2 separate regions of the Homo sapiens genome follow, and region 1 is linked to region 2. A link is an interaction called in ENCODE POLR2A ChIA-PET data of the cell type or tissue named here. Cell type or tissue: CD4-positive, alpha-beta T cell. All regions are shown on one strand.

Evidence for each region. Peaks named below come from ENCODE experiments on the same cell type or tissue, not always from the same donor. Only the 100,000 strongest peaks of a DNase experiment are listed, where the experiment ranks them.
Region 1: POLR2A ChIA-PET joins it to region 2 with 7 read pairs; 2 of 35 experiments call an interaction of 5 or more read pairs at or near these places.

What each region holds. Positions count from the first base shown.
Region 1 is chr17:31,907,996-31,915,995 of GRCh38, reverse strand. No RefSeq gene overlaps it. Among named protein-coding and RNA genes, the nearest start is that of UTP6, 10 kb to the right of the region's middle. In CD4-positive, alpha-beta T cell, a CTCF peak has its summit at 1,265; no DNase peak of the experiment used is centred here.
Region 2 is chr17:31,505,222-31,513,221 of GRCh38, reverse strand. The region is part of intron 3 of RAB11FIP4 (RAB11 family interacting protein 4); the gene reads right to left. Among named protein-coding and RNA genes, the nearest start is that of MIR4724, 26 kb to the left of the region's middle. RefSeq lists enhancers at 2,792-3,582, 3,864-4,343. In CD4-positive, alpha-beta T cell, a CTCF peak has its summit at 4,824; DNase peaks (open chromatin) are centred at 3,505, 4,321 and 4,811; H3K4me3 peaks cover 2,288 bases; H3K27ac peaks cover 5,802 bases.

The sequences.
Region 1 (8,000 bases), 400 kb before region 2:
TAAATGAATAAGGGGGTTTGTAGCCAAAAGCGGCCTCTAGCCTACAATACCTGTGTGCTTAAGGGCTGGAGTTTATGTGATCCAATTTGAATGTGGGTTTTTGAGCAGACCAAGGCTGTAAAGGAAAGCAATAATAGAACTATTTGTGTGAACAACTTGAGGGCTTTTTAAATGTTAATTGGTACCTGGACAGCTCCCAGGTTGTGGACTCTTGAAGTCAGATACGGAGAAAAGGGGGTGGAATTTGTGAAAGAGACAGAATATGCTATATTTATTATCTTATTAGCAAGTAGAAAAATTAGGGAAATGATTCACTTTACAAAAAATGGAAGATGAATCACAAGCCTCTTAAGAGGGAGTTGTCTCTGGTGTTTAAAAACAATGTATAAGAGAAAAGCTCAGATATTTCAGTCATTTGCTGTGAAGTGACAATCAGAAGTTAAGGTAAAGGAAATTTTCATCTTAATATTCCACTGAACCCTAAAAAGTTGATGGAACTAGGATTTGAATCAGAGTTTGATTCTGAAGCCTCTTCTTACTTTTTTTTTTTGGTCTCCATTAAAATGTTTTATTTAAATAGAAATTACAGGTCAGGCGCAGTGGCTCATGCCTGTAATCCCAGCACTTTGGGAGGCCGAGGTGGGGGTGCAGATCACCTGAGGTCAGGAGTTCGAGACCAGCCTGACCAACACGGAGAAACCCTGTCTCTACTAAAAATACAAAATTAGCCGGACGTGGTGGTGCATGCCTGTAATCCTAGCTACTCGGGAGGCTGAGGCAGGAGAATCACTTGAATCTGGGAGGCGGAGGTTGTGGTGAGCCAAGATAGCACCATTGCACTCCAGCCTGGGTAAAAAAAGCAAAATTTCATCTCGAAAAAAAAATAATAATAATAGGTTGGGCGCAGTGGCACATGCCTGTAATCCTAGAACTTTGGGAGGCCAAGGTGGGTGAGTCACGAGGTCAAGAGATCGAGACCATCCTGGCCAACATGGTGAAACCCCATCTCTACTAAAAATACAAAAATTAGCTGGGTATGGTGGTGCACGCCTGTAGTCCCAGTTACTCGGGCGGCTGAGGCAGGAGAATCTCTTGAACCTGCGAGGCAGAGGTTGCAATGAGCCGAGACTGTGCCACTGCATTCCAACCTGTAGATGGAGTGAGACTCCATCTCAAAAAATAAATAAATAAATAAATAGAAATTACAAATATGATATGCCTTTGTTATATTACTTAACAATATAGCAAGGTATAAAGTCCCTTTTCCACTTCCCAGAGTTTATCAATATGAATGGTTTGGTGGGCAATCCTCCAACCTTTTTTTTTTTGAGATGGAGTCTCACTCTTTGTCCAGGCTGGAGTGCAGTGGTGAGATCTCAGCTCATTGCAACCTCTGCCTCCCGAGTTCAAGCAATTCTCCCGCCTCAGCCTCCCTAGCAGCTGGAATTACAGGCGCCTGCCACCACGCCCGGCTAATTTTTGTATTTTTAGTAGAGAGGGGTTTCACCATCTTGGCTAGGCTGGTCTTGAACTCCTGACCTGGTGATCCACCCCACTAAGCCTCCCAAAGTGCTAGGATTACAGGCTTGAGCCACAGTGCCTGGCTGCTTTTTCTTTCTTTTTTTTTTTATGACACATACACATACACATATTTAAAATGGATTATTCAATATACTGTTCTGCAACTTGCCTTTCTAAAATTAAGCAATGTAAATTAAGCCTATTTCCATCCCATTAGATACACACACTCCTTACTTTCTTTAATAGTTGCATAGTATACTATTGCATGGATGTACTATAATTTATTTAACCACTTTTCTTATACACCATTTGGGATCTTTCAGATTTTTTGCTCTTATCAACATTGCTTCAGTGACCATCCTTATATATGTTTGTGCACTTTTGTTAGTATTTCTGTAGAACAGATTTGTAGATGTTGGAATTATTGGGCCTTAAAGTATGTATGTTTAAAATATTGGTAGATACTGCCAAAGTATACTTAAAATAAAGCTGGTGGTCTTAACCGTTATGCCCCACTGCCCCTCAAGCAAAGTAGTGAATACATTTTAAAATAGCTGGCTTCCTTTGTGGTGGTGGCAGCTATGTGGACTCATAGGGGTGAGCTTCTCATGGAGAAGGAAAAAGAGAAAGACTGTGAACAAGTCTTTGAAGCAGAAAGCCCTTTTCCTTAGATATTTTGTGTTTATCCAAGGCAATGGTATTAACTGAAACTTTGCAGGTTAACTTTGGGTTTGTGGCTTTCTTGTGGTTCGTAAATTCTCACTATTCAAAATACATGGTATTTGAATTTCTTTTTTTTTTTTTTTGAGACAGAGTCTCACTCTGTCACCCAGGCTGGAGTGCAGTGGCGCGATATCGGCTCACTGCAACCTCCGCCTCCCGGGTTTAAGCGATGTTCCTGCCTCGGCCTCCTGAGTAGCTGGGATTACAGATGTCTGCCACCATGCCTGGCTAATTTTTGTATTTTTAGTAGAGACGGGGTTTCACCATGTTGGTCTGGCTGGTCTCCATCACCTGACCTCATGATCTGCCCGCCTCAGCCTCCCAACGTGCTGGGATTACAGGCATGAGCCACTGCGCCTGGCCAGTATTTGAATTTCTAACAGTATGCTACTTTTGTGGTAATATAAATAAATAATTGTTAAAAGTGGCTGAATGATCTGTTGCTGTAAATCCAGAGTTTTGAACTTATTTAAAGCAAGGTGGCCGGGCACGGTGGCTCACACCTGTAATCCCAGCACTTTGGGAGGCCGAGGCGGGCGTTCACTTGAGGTCGGGAGTTCAAGAACAGCCTGACCAACATGAAGAAACCCCACCTCTACTAAAAATACAAAAATTAGCCGGGTGTGTTGGCGCATGCCTGTAATCCCAGCTACTTGGGAGGCTGAGGCAGGAGAATCACTTGAACCTGGGAGGCGGAGGTTGTGGTGAGCCGAGATCACGCCATTGCACTCCAGCCTGAGCAACAAGAGTGAAACTCCGTCTCAAAAAAAAATAAAAAAAAAAAAATAAAAAAATAAAGCAAGCTGCATTCACACTGTAACTGTATTCTAGCTTGCCACAGGAGGGCAACCTTTAAAGGAGAACCAAATGGCTACAAAAAGAACACTCCTTTGTGCTTCCTAATAATTGTTCAAAGCTCCAAGGGTCAATCACCTTAGGATGTGAAGAATATCGCCAATGTATCATTTGGCAGAAAATACGAAAATGAAATACCCTGGCTCTTCTAGATGTGACAGCAATTATATAAACTAAGAATGGCATTTTTGTTAGGTTTTGGGAGTTGTAAAGAAAAAAGACACTCCCTTAAGGCACCTCAGCAATTTGGCATTATTGTAAATTGACACAGAGAATAACAAGAAGCACAAAGCTTCAAGAGAATTGGATTCAAGACAGCTCAAATGAGACCTTAACTGCAGTTTGTGGATCTTCACTCCAGGGTGCTCTTATTAATGTGATTCATTGACTCTCCATTTTCTCTTAGGTACCGTGTTCCTTTTTCCTGCACTTTGCCCTGTATATCTTTTCTATACTTCATAGTTCCTACATACTCATATTTATTGCTCCGTTACATCTTTGCCTTGTCAAGCTCCTCAATCTCCTATCTCTAACTAATGGTAATTCGGAGTCCAGAGAGGGAGAGTTAGATTAGTTCAGTTCATCTTTTCATACCAGGGTACATTATAGGATTTTGGCCAACCAGTGGATTGGTTGCCCTTGAGCCAAGAGCTTACTTGTGATCTTAGCCATAGTGGCAAATTGCCCAGGATCAAGTGGTCAGATTAAAGTAGCTGTAGGTTCATCAGTTTCCTTCAGGAAGCATTTTGGGCATATTAGACACTGGGATTCTTACAATAGGTGGCATGCTAAATGTCCAGTAGTTTCCTTTCAGATAGTGTTTATTGAGTACATACCTAATGTTTTCCAATGCTAGGTTTTGGGGAATTCAAAGATAAATAAAGTATCCATGGAAGTCACAGTGTCACTAAATACAGACATATGGATTCAAGAAATGTTGTAACCAGCCTGGGCAACATGGTGAAACCCCGTCTGTACTAAAAATGCAAAAATTAGCTGGATGTGGTGGCAGGCACCTGTAATCCTAGCTTCTCGGGAGGTTGAGACAGGAGAATTGCTTGAACCCAGGAGACAGAGGTTGCAGTGAGCCAAGATCGTGCCACTGCACTCCAGCCTGGGCTACAGAGCAAGATTCCATCTGAAAAAACAAAAAACAAAAACACAAACAAACAAAAAAACCACAAATGTTGTAATCGGCAGTGGCTCATGCCTGTAATCCCAGCACTTTGGGAGGCTGAGGCGGGTGGATCACCTCAGGTCAGGAGTTCGAGACCAGCCTGGCCAACAGGGTGAAACCCCATCTCTATAAAAATACAAAAATTAGACAGGCACGGTGGTGCATGCCTGTAACCCAGCTACTCAGGCAGCTGAGGTTGGAGAATTGCTTGAACCTGGGAGGAGATGAGCTGTTATCAAACCACTATACTCCAGCCTGGGCAACAGAACAAGACACCGTCTCAGGAAAAAAAAAAAGAAGAAAAGAAAAAAAAAAGAAGAAAAGAAAAAAAAAAGAAATGTTATAATACAAGCTAAGTAGTACTGTACAATTATACAAATATACATTCAAAAATTTCAGTTCCAGCCAGGCTTGGAGGCTCAGCCTGTAATCCCAGCACTTTGGGAGGCCGAGGCGGGTTGATTACCTGAGCTCAGGAGTTTGAGACCAGCCTGGCCAACATGGTGAAAACCATCTCTACTAAAAATACAAAAATTAGCTAGGCATGGTGGCAGGTGCCTGTAATCCCAGCTACTCGGGAGGCTGAGGCAGGAGAATTGCTTGAACCCAGGAGGCGGAGGTTGCAGTGAGCCGAGATCGCGCCATTGCACTCCAGCCTGGGTGACAACAGCAAAAATCCCTCTGCAAAAAAAAAAAAAAAAAAGCCAGGCACGGTGGCTCACGCCTGTAATCCCAGTATCTTGGGAGGCCAAGGCAGGTGGATCATGAGGTCAGGAGATCGAGACCATCCTAGCTAACACGGTGAAACCCTGTCTCTACTAAAAGTAGCTGGGCATGGTAGGGGGCGCCTGTAGTCCCAGCTACTCAGGAGTCTGAGGCAGGAGAATGGCGTGAACCCGGGAGGCGGAGCTTGCAGTGAGCCAAGATTGTGCCACTATACTCCAGCCTGGGCGACAGAGCCAGACTCTGTCTCAAAAAAAAAAAAAAAAATTTCAATTTCATGGAGCTTATGCTTTAATGTACATATGAGGAGAGACAAATAATAAACACTATTATAGTATGTTAGATGGCGATCAGTGATATGGAGAAACAAAAAGTAAGAATGTAGAATAAGAAGTATTGAGGTGAGGGGCTGCAATTGGTAATAGGAGAGGCCTCCCTGAGAGAGTGACATTTGAGAAAAATCTGAAGGTGGTGAGGGAATGAGCCATACATTTATCTGGGGAAGAGAATTCCAGGCAGGGAATAGCCAGGGCAAAGGCCCTGCATTGCCATGTTGAAGGGATACCAAAGAGGCTAGTGGATCTGGAGTGGAGGGAGCAAGGGATCAGAGTGGGAAATAAGGTAAGATATGGCAGGAGTGTGGTACCGGGACCAGATCATATGGGAACTTTTCTGCAAACAAAAAGATTTTTTTTTTTTTTTTGACAACATTTCACTCTTGTTGCCCAGGCAATGGCGCAATCTTGACTCACCACAAACTCTGCCTCCCGGGTTCAAGCGATTCTCCTGCCTCAGCCTCCCGAGTAGTTGGGGTTATAGGCATTTGCCACCTTGCCTGGCTAATTTTGTATTAGTAGAGACGGGGTTTCTCCATGTTGATCAGGCTGGTCTCGAACTCCTGACCTCAGGTGATCTGCCTGCCTTGGCCTCCCAAAGTGCTGGGATTACAGGAGTAATCCACCGCACCCAGCCATGAAAGGGTTTTAGTTTTTGCTTTGAGTGAGTCAACCACAGCAGGGTTTTAAGCAAGAGAATGCTGTCCTCTGACATATTTTAACACAATCATTTTGGCTGCTGTGTTAAGAATAGACTTAAAGGGGCCAGAGTGAAAGCAGGGAGACCAGTTGAAGACTACTGGAATAATCCAGGTGAAAGATAATGGTGACTTGAACTAGGGTGACAGCAGTAGCTGTGATGAGGAGTGGTCATATTTTGGCTATATTTTGTAGAGCAGAGAGGATCGCTGATTAATTAAATATAGAGTCAGGGACAACTCCAAGGCTTTTGGGCTGAGAAACTGGAAGAACGGAGTTGCCTTTCACTGAGATGGGGAAGACTACGGAAAGAACAGGTTTGTGGGAGAGCATCAGGTACTTGTTTTTAGACATACTAATTTTGGAATGCCTGTAAGCTCTCCAAGTGCAGATGTTGAGTAGGCAGCTGGATATACTGGCATGAGTCTGGAGTTCAGGGGACAGTTATGGATTGGCACTACTAATATATTTGGAAGTTATATAGGTCAGTGTTGTCCAACATGGCAGCCACTAGCTACATGTGACAATTTAAATTTAAATTTAAATTCATTAAATGAAATTAAAACTTCAGTTCTCGGCTGGGCGCAGTGGCTCACACCTGCAATCCCAGCACTTTGGGAAGCCGAGGTGGACGGATCACTTTGAGGTCAAGAGTTTGAGACCAGCTCGGCCAACATGGTCATGGAAACCCTGTCTCCACTAAAAATACAAAAATTAGCTGGGTGTGGTGGTGGGTGTCTGTAATCCCAGCTACTCAGGAGGCTGAGGCAGGAGAATCACTTGAACTCAGGAGGCAGAGGTTGCAGTGAGCCGAGATCATGCCACTGCACTCCAGCCTGGGCGACAGAGTGAGATTCTGTCTCAAAAAAAAAAAAAAAATTCAGTTCTCAGTTGCTCTAGCCATATTTCAAGTACTCAATAGCCACATGTAGCTAATGGCTACTGTATTTACTGTATTGGATAGTGCAGATGTGGGACACTTCCATTATTACACAAAATTCTATTGAACAGCACTGATGTAGGTGACATTTGAAGTCATGAGTCTGTAAAAGATCACTTATAAAATTGATATTAAGGGAAAAAGAGATTCAAAGACTGAAGCCTTTATGTTTCTGTACTTAAATATACAAATTGGTGGTGAGGGTGGGATGATGAGGTGGTAAGGGCATGCTTCCTTTTTATTTATTTATTTTTTTAAATGAACTGTGCTTACTAAGTGGATAAGGGGGCAAAAGACATTCCAGGCAAAGGGAATAGTGTGTGTTAATAGAGGTATAAAATGATATGATTGGGGAACTGTAAGAAAGCTGGCATTTCTGGAGCAAGGCCACATTATTTTAGTATAGTTACACACACACCCACACACACACACACCCACACACACCCAACTCCAAACCTCTTCTTTGCTTCAACACTTTGGGACTGAGCATGTGGTGCTGAGGCTAATCAGTTTAGGTCTAATTGGAAGGCAGAATGAGAAGGGGAGAAAGAATTTTCCTTGTCACTTGTAAATTGTGAATGGGAACAAATGTAAGCATTAAATTTAGGGAAACAAATACTGCCTCCTAACAAGTTTTTTCAGTGATAGAAATCAGATGTGATAGCCATTTTTAATTTTAGGAAGTCTTGTTCAAATAAAACCTAAAAGTTATTTAAGCTGGAGCTGGATTTCTATCTGGACTAGGGCAAACTGGAGGTAAGCTGATGTAGCTAATCAGCTATGGCTTTCATGAGACATATTCACGCACACAACAATCCCCAGGCACCATTCTGGAAGCCCAATCATTTCAGAATATGTTTTTTCAAGATGTCAGTTTGTTTTAATAGTAGGTTGTTATACCCAAACTACCATATTCTTAGTTTTCCTTTTTGTATTTTTTTTTCAAGTTTGCAAAAAGCAGTAACTTAAGCCACAGGGAAAAAAGCACAAAACTGTTTTTCACCAATTAAAAGGAACCCTTTCTATT
Region 2 (8,000 bases):
GAGGCGGTGGGTTCCTCTCCGGCCAGGCTGCCTGCAGGTAAGAATCACGCGGAGCCCCCTGTTGAGCATACTTCCAAGTAGACTGGGGGTCATGGGAGAGGATACCATCACCCCACCTCACCGCACTATGCTCGTCAGGATGCCCAGAGAGCTGCCCGCTCACCCCAGCTGCACGGTCTACATCCTCACCACAGAGGCGCCCACCCAAGCCTGGCTCTGGAGGGCTGGCAGGAGTGGTGGGGCAGGGACAGGGCCTCCCCAGAGCTCATGTTTCTAGGTGGCCGGGGTCAGCAAGTAAGGTCTGTGCCCAGGGCAGCTTCCAAGACTGCCTCTCAGAGCCCCGGTTTCCTGCCCATTCCCGCCTGCTGTGTGAAAAAGGAGTCCACACACGGCCGTCCAGTCACCACCCAGGGACCCTACACATGTCCAGGCCTGGAGCTTGGCCTGGTGTTCCCAGGGTTTGCACAGAAAGGCTGTGTCTGCTCTTTTGGGGGCCTTTGGGGAAGGGACAGTGTGGTATCCTCAGGAGGCAGCACCGGGCATCGTCTCTGGCACAGTCTGACTTGCCAGGGCTCTGTCCCTCAAGACCCAGAGCCAGCCCTGAGCTCACAGCTCCCTGTACCCTGGGACACAGGGCCAGCCACCATAGGCCCACAGGCTTGGCTGGTACATGGCCACACCACCCCAGGCTTTCTTCCACCTGCCAGCGGACCCCGGGGTGAAGGGAGAGAGCGGATGCAGCAGCGTGTTCCTCCAGAAGCCCCAGGAGGCCCCTGGGGGTGGGCTTGGGTGAGGGCTCAGCTCTGGGGCCTAGCAGTCTGGGTTTCCGGCCCTGCTGGCCCAGCCACTTACAAGCCATGTGACCTTGGACAAGTGACCACCTTTGTGAGCACCTGGCTCCTCACCTACAGAATGGGGCCAGTCAACTCCACCTCAGTGGCAGCTCTAGGGGGCCACACGTGACAATTTACACCGGAGAGTCGGTCACGGTAGGAGCCGTAAATTCTGACCTGGCCTCACGAGGGGCTACAGGCAACAGAGGGTGAGCTATTCCTACAGCCATGGGTCCCCGGCTGGTCAGCCAGCAATGTCCTGGACAGACGAGCAGCCAGGAGGGACGCCCACCCTCCTCAGAGAAGCCAAGCTGAGGAATTACCTGAGGCCAGGGCATTCTGGAGAGAGCTGGAGAACAGGATCCAGCCAGCCACTCTGGCAGGGCAGGTCTGCATCCCCTGCACCCCTACCTCGCTGTCCCACTGTCCCACCCTGTCCCCAGCAGGGAGTGGGAACCTAGAGGCACACAGCCTGCCGTGGGGCCCTCTCCAGTCTTGAGAGCCGTGTTCGCCTGCCAGCAGGCCCCAAGTCACCCCTTCTTTTGTAGGAAGTTGGCAAGGGATGAATTCAGGGCTGCTGAAAAGGCCAAGTATCAATACACGTGGGGGCCGTCCCAGCCTCAGAGTGGCCAACAATGCCACACTGTCCACACTCTCAGAGCGGATGCAGCATCTGGTCCTCTCCCTCCCCACCTCCCCCATGGGGAGCCACCTCACAGGCACACGCCAGCACCCTGCGTTTCCCTGAGCTGACACACAGAGTACATGGACCCCAAGTGACCACATGTCCACCTTCCCTGTGAGAGCAAGGACCCTAAGTGGGTAGCTATGGGGATTTACATGTCAGAACCCCAGTGGTTAGCACTGTAGAGAGCACATGGCAGGTGGTGGAACCATACTGTACTGCAGTATGATGAGCTGGGAACAGCACAGCCACAGGACCCTGAGACCTGGGTGCCGACTCTGGTGTGGTCACTGCCTGACTGTCTGATGCTGGATCAGCTGTTTAATTTCTGGGCCTGATGTAAACACGGGGAGGGAACCACCTGCCTGGCAGGCTGCCACAGGGAACTAGGACAATGCCTTGTGTCATGAGGGCGCGGAACACACGGCAAAAGGAGGCGCGGGGTGGCGTTAAGGACAAGCTCTGGAGTAGACGGCCAGGCCAGAGCCCTGCTCCACCATTCACCATTCATGAGCTCTGCAGCTTCAGGGTTACTGAACTGCTCAGTGCCTTAGTTTCCCCATCTATAAAATGGAGTTAACTGTGATTAGGATTAAATGAGCTGCTACACATCCTAAGCACTTTATGGTCTTAGCACACACAGAAAGTGCTCAGAAAACAAAACAAAACAAAACAAAAACACAAAAACAACAACAAAAACAAAAAAACCCTTGGAATGCAGTGGCGCAATCACAGCTCACTGCAGCTTCAAACTCCCAGGACTCAAGTGATCCTCCCAGCTCAGCCTCCCAAGCAGCTAGGACTACAGGTACACACCACCACACCCCAAAACTGAACTACTATTGTCGTCATTGTGTTGAAGGAAAACAATCCAGGGTACCTCCTGGCCTCCTGGCTCCCATCCAGCCCCTGGGACCTCTCCCTCTACCCACCGTGGCTCACTGGGCTGCAGCTCGGCTGGGTTTTTTTGGCTGCAGGAAGCCAGACCTGCAGGTTCCAGAGCCTGCCCTCCAAACATCAGTGCCTCTTTCTCCCCACCAGGGTCCTCTCCTGCCCACTCTTATGGAAGGTCGCCCTGCACACGAGTCACACCCTTTAGTAAGCATTAAGATGAGATGCTGCCTGGGGAAGGGAGTCCAAGAAGCTCCGAGGTTCCAGCTCATCCACCCCCAGCCCTGGCAACGGCCTCATTCCCCAGGCACTAACTCAGAGCCAAAGAACAGCTCTGTGGGGACAAGGCAGGGTAAAAATAGCTTGGGCGGGCACATGCCCACTTCCCTTGCAGCAAGGCACCAGCAGGCACACGTGCAGCGCTGCCGCTGGGAAGGTGTGCATGTGTGCGGTGGGGGTGGACACACACTAAGCCTAGTGTAGGGGAGTCCAGCGGTTGCCAGGGCTAGGCCTGTGATGAATCTCTCACCCCACTCCCAGCCAACCAACAGCTCTGGAACGAGATGGGCCAGGTCAAGGTCTCACGGGGTCCTTCCTATGGGCAGCAGGAAATTCAGCTTACTGAGCTAACTCATAGGTGCCAATGTCCCCAGGTCCACAGGGAAGGGATGTGATTGCTAGGGCTGGGGTCTTCCACACCCCACTGTGGCTTGGCTGCTCTCATCATGAAAAGGTGGTGGCCGCAGAGACTGGTACGCAATCTTGGCTGTAACGGACTCCTGCTGCAGCTGCCAACCCTGGCTCTGGGTCAGGCCTTGCTCTGCAGATGCAAGGCTGGGTACTTATCAGTTGCTGATAAGAGGTTTTGGTTCAACAGAGAGTTGCCCAGGCACCAGCCAAGGCAAGGGTGGGATAAAGGGGGTTCAAGCATCCACCCAGAGGCAGTGCCTCGGCCTTGCCTTCTGAACAACAAGCAACCTCAGCTCAGACATGAGGCCTCGGCTCACCCCAACAGAGCCAGGGGTAAGCATGGGAGCACCAGGTCGCCAGGTCACGAGGGATCATCCCACACCTCAGCCAGCCCCGGGGACTGACCACATACTGTGAGATCAAAGCTCTGCAGCCCAGAGCTTCCCGCTCTGATCAGGAAGAAATGCTGCACTGCTACGTTCCATCCCCAGAGTGGCTCAGAGGCCCCGGGGTGTCAGGGAGGGACCCAGTGCCCCATTCCTCCAGCTAAACTCCCTCCCAGGGGATGGCAGCCAAGGCAGGGCAGCTTCCAGACTCTCTTCTCCCAGCCGGGGGCCCCGGATCCACCTCCTGAAACTCACCCCAGAAAGGGTGTGGCCAGGAGCTCAAGACCACCCCTCAGCAGGGCCCACTGCTCCCGCCCTGCAGCTTCTAGGAGTGGATCTTGTGTAGACACCTGGTTGCTGCGCTCCACTTCCATCCTAAGGTGGGCCTGCAGACCCCAGGAGCGGGGGCAACCGGGACAACTGGGGTTCCCCAGGTGCTCATTCATTTCACATGAGAAGCAAGCAGGCTTCTTGCATCACCCCCAGAGGGAGGTAATAAATCACCCTATTTTACAGATTTTTTGTAGAGACAGGGTTTCACCACGTTTCCTGTGCTGGTTTCAAACTCCTGGGCTTGAAGATGTGGAGACTGAGGCTCTTGGGCAGATTTGGTTCAGTTCTGGATCTGGCACACACTGGCTGTGGAACCTCAGGTTGGTGCTGAACAGAAAAGAAAGCGAAAGCCATGCTTGTGTTTCTCCAGAACTCATGACATTTACATAAAGCAAAGGCGGTCACTCAACAAGTTCTGCTGCTGCACAAACATCACCGAGGAAGGGCTGCTGAAGCCCACACTGCCTTTCTTTCAGTGTTTTCATCACAACTCTTGAGCTGTCTCTCTCTCCGATCTCACAACCTCACCCCAACACACACACTGCTGATAAGGCAGCGTCAGAGGAGCCCACAGAGAGGAAGCGGGGTGTGTGCTGAGGCTCCCAGAAAGACTCAGAAATGAGAGATGTCAGATAACCTCCTGGGAGCTCAACTAAGAGAGATGCACACATTTCCTGAGGCTGACAGAGGGACTGAAGTACTAAGGGATCTAAAGACAGAGCCTGTCCTCAGGGAGGGGCTAAGCGAGTGGTCTCCTGGGAAGCACCAAGAGGGAGGGTCTGAGGCCGACCCGGGCCGCGTGCACCCAGGCACTGGCCAGAGGTGTCAGGTCTGGCTGGCCAGCACATCCAGCCTGCCCCAAAGGCGGTGGGGCCTGGCTCAACATTCCACACCTGTCCAGCCCTTGGCCCCTGTGTCCAAGTTCACGTAGCACCCACTCCCAGAAGCCTGCTGACAGACAGGAGAGAAGGGCTGCCCAAGCTCATGTGAGTGCATTTCTCACCACAAGGGGATCCACTGGCTCTGCAGGTCCATTTAGGGACAATCAGTGAGCATGAGTGGACTCAAGTTGTGGGGTGTGGGAAAAGCCAGTAAGATCTGGTTTTCAAGCCCATTAGGATGCAGACCAGACCCTGGACCATGGTGTGATCCCACTGGAAACATCCCGAACAGCTGAGCCATCCACTGTGGGGAGACGCTCTCACTCCTCTCTCCCCACTGTGCCACTTCCGTTCCAATAACAAGTGAGCATGTCAAAGGTTGGGAGTTAAAAACGGGCCGGGCACAGTGGCTCACACCTGTAATCCCAGCACTTTGGGAGGCTGAAGTGGCTGGATCACTTGAGCCCAGGAGTTTGAAACTAGCATAGGAAACATGGTGAAACCCTATCTCTACAAAAAATACAAAAAGTTAGCCAGGTGTGGTGGCGCATGCCTGTTGTCCCAACTACTTGAGAGGCTGAGGATAGAGAATCACCTGAGCCCAGGAAGTCGAGGCTGTGATGGTGCCACTGCACTCCAGCCTGGGCAACGGGAGTGAGACCCTGTCTAAAAATAAATTAGTTAAAATAAAATAAAATAAAATAAAACAAAACATATTACTAAAAATCTAAGCCAGGCATGGCAGTGCATGGCTGTATCCCCAACTATTTGGGAGGCTGAGGCAGGAGGACTGCTTGAACCTAGGAGTTCAAGGCCTACCTGGGCAACATGGTGAGACCCTATATCTTAAAATAATAGTAATAATAATAATAGATGAGAGAAATGAAGGAATAAAAAAATGCTTGAATCATCCAAAAGGACAGATGACTGATAGCCAGAATACATAAGGAACTCAAACAACTCAATAGCAAAAAAACAAATAATTCAATTTAAAAATGGGCAAAAGATCTGAATAGGTGTTTCTCCAAAGACAACACACAAATGGCCAAGAGGTATATGAAAAAATGTTCAACATCACTAATCATCAGGGAAACACAAATCAAAACCACAATGAGATACCACCTCACCCTAATAAGAATGGCTATCATCAAAGAGACAGAAAATAACAAATGCTGGCAAGGATGTGGAGAAAAGGGAACTCTTATACACTGTTAATGGGACTGTAACCTTTTTTTTCTTTTTTTGAGATGGAGTCTCACCCTGTCGCCCAGGCTGGAGTGCAATAGCACGATCTTGGCTCACTGCAACCTCCACCTCCCGGAATCAAGCGATTCTCCTGCCTCAGCCTCCCGAGTAGCTGGGATTACAGGCACATGCCACCACGCCTGGCTAATTTTTTGTATCTTTAGTAGAGAAAGGGTTTCACCATATTGGCCAGACTGGTCTCAAACTCCTGACCTCATGATCCGCCCACCTCGGCCTCCCACAGTGCTGGGATTACAGCTGTGAGCCACTGTGCCCGGTTGGGACTGTAAGTATTAATAGAACAATCATTATGGACAACGGTATGGAGGTTCCTCAAAGAATTTAAAACTATCATATGATCCAACAATTCATCTACTAGGTATACAAACAAAAGAAAAGAAATCAGTATGTCAAAGAGAGATCTGCATTCCCACATTTATTGAAGCACAATTCACAATAGCCAAAATATGGAGTCAACTAAGTATCCATTAACAGATGAATGCATTTTTAAAATGGGGTGTATATATACACAATGGAATAGTATTCAGCCATAAAAAAGAATAAAATCCTGTCATTTGTGACATGGATGAACCTACAGAACATTGTGTTAAGTGAAATAAGCCAAGTAGAGAAGGACAAACAGCATGATCTCACTCCTATGTAGAATCTAAAGAAGTTATCCCATAGAAGTAGAAAGTAGAATGGTGGTTACCAGAGGCTGGAGAGGGTAGGAGAAGGGAGGACGGGGAAAGGTTGGTCAACAGGCACGAAGCTATAGTCAGATGGGAGGACTAAGTCCTGGTGTTCTATTGCACAGTAAGGTTACTACAATTAACAACAATGTGTATTTAAAAATAGCTAGAAGATAGCATTTTGAATGTTCTCACCACAAAGAAATGACAAGTGTTTGAAGTGATGGTTTTGCTAATGACCCTGATTTGATCATTCCACAATACACATGTGTATCAAAACATCAGACTGTACTCTCTAAATATGTACAATTGTATGTCAATTAAAAACTTAAAGATTATGTAGGATTAAAACTCTACCACATCAGTAATACTTTTAAAGAAAACTGAGTAAATAATCCTATTAAAAGATCAATATTGTCAGAGTAAATTAAAAACAACTACATACCACTTACAAGAAACACAATTGAAATTTAACAAGATGTAACACTTTTATATCTATGCATCTAACAGTCTCAAAACATAAAGCAAAACTTAACAGAATGGGAAGTGGGAGCTGTTAATTCACCTCTCTCAGAAACTGATGGAACATGCTGAACGTGGCTCACACCTGTAATGCCAGCACTTTGGGAGGCCAAGGCAGGTGGCCAGGAGCTCCAGGCCAGCCTGGGAAACATAATGAGACTCCATCTCTACAAAAAAAAAAAAAAAGTAAAAAAGAATAGCCAGGTGGTGCATGCCTGTAATCTCAGCTACTCGGGAGGCTGAGGCCAAAGGATTGCTTGAGGCCACGAGTTCGAGGATACAGTGAGCTATGATTGCACCTGGGTGACAGAGCTCAAGATTCTGTCTTTAATAATAGTAATAATAATATTATTAATATATTATATATAATTATTATATATTATAATAATTATGTATTATATAATTATTATATATTATATATAATTATTATTATATAATTATATATTATATATAATTATTATTATATAATATATAATTATTATTATATATTATTATATATTATAATTATTATTATATATAATATATAATAATTATATATAATATATAATTATTATATATAATATAATAATTATATATTATATATTATAATTATTATTATATGTTATAATAATTATTATATATTATATAATAATTATATATTAATATATAATAATTATTATATATTATTATTATTACTGATGGAATAAGCAAACAAGAGAATTAGAGAGGACACAGAAGACCAGAACAACACAAACTCCAGACTGATACATACAGAACACTACACTCAACAACTGCAGAATAACACCAGTAGATTAAAGGCTAATGAAAAACTAGATACTTGCACAATACCGAAGAATCACCCT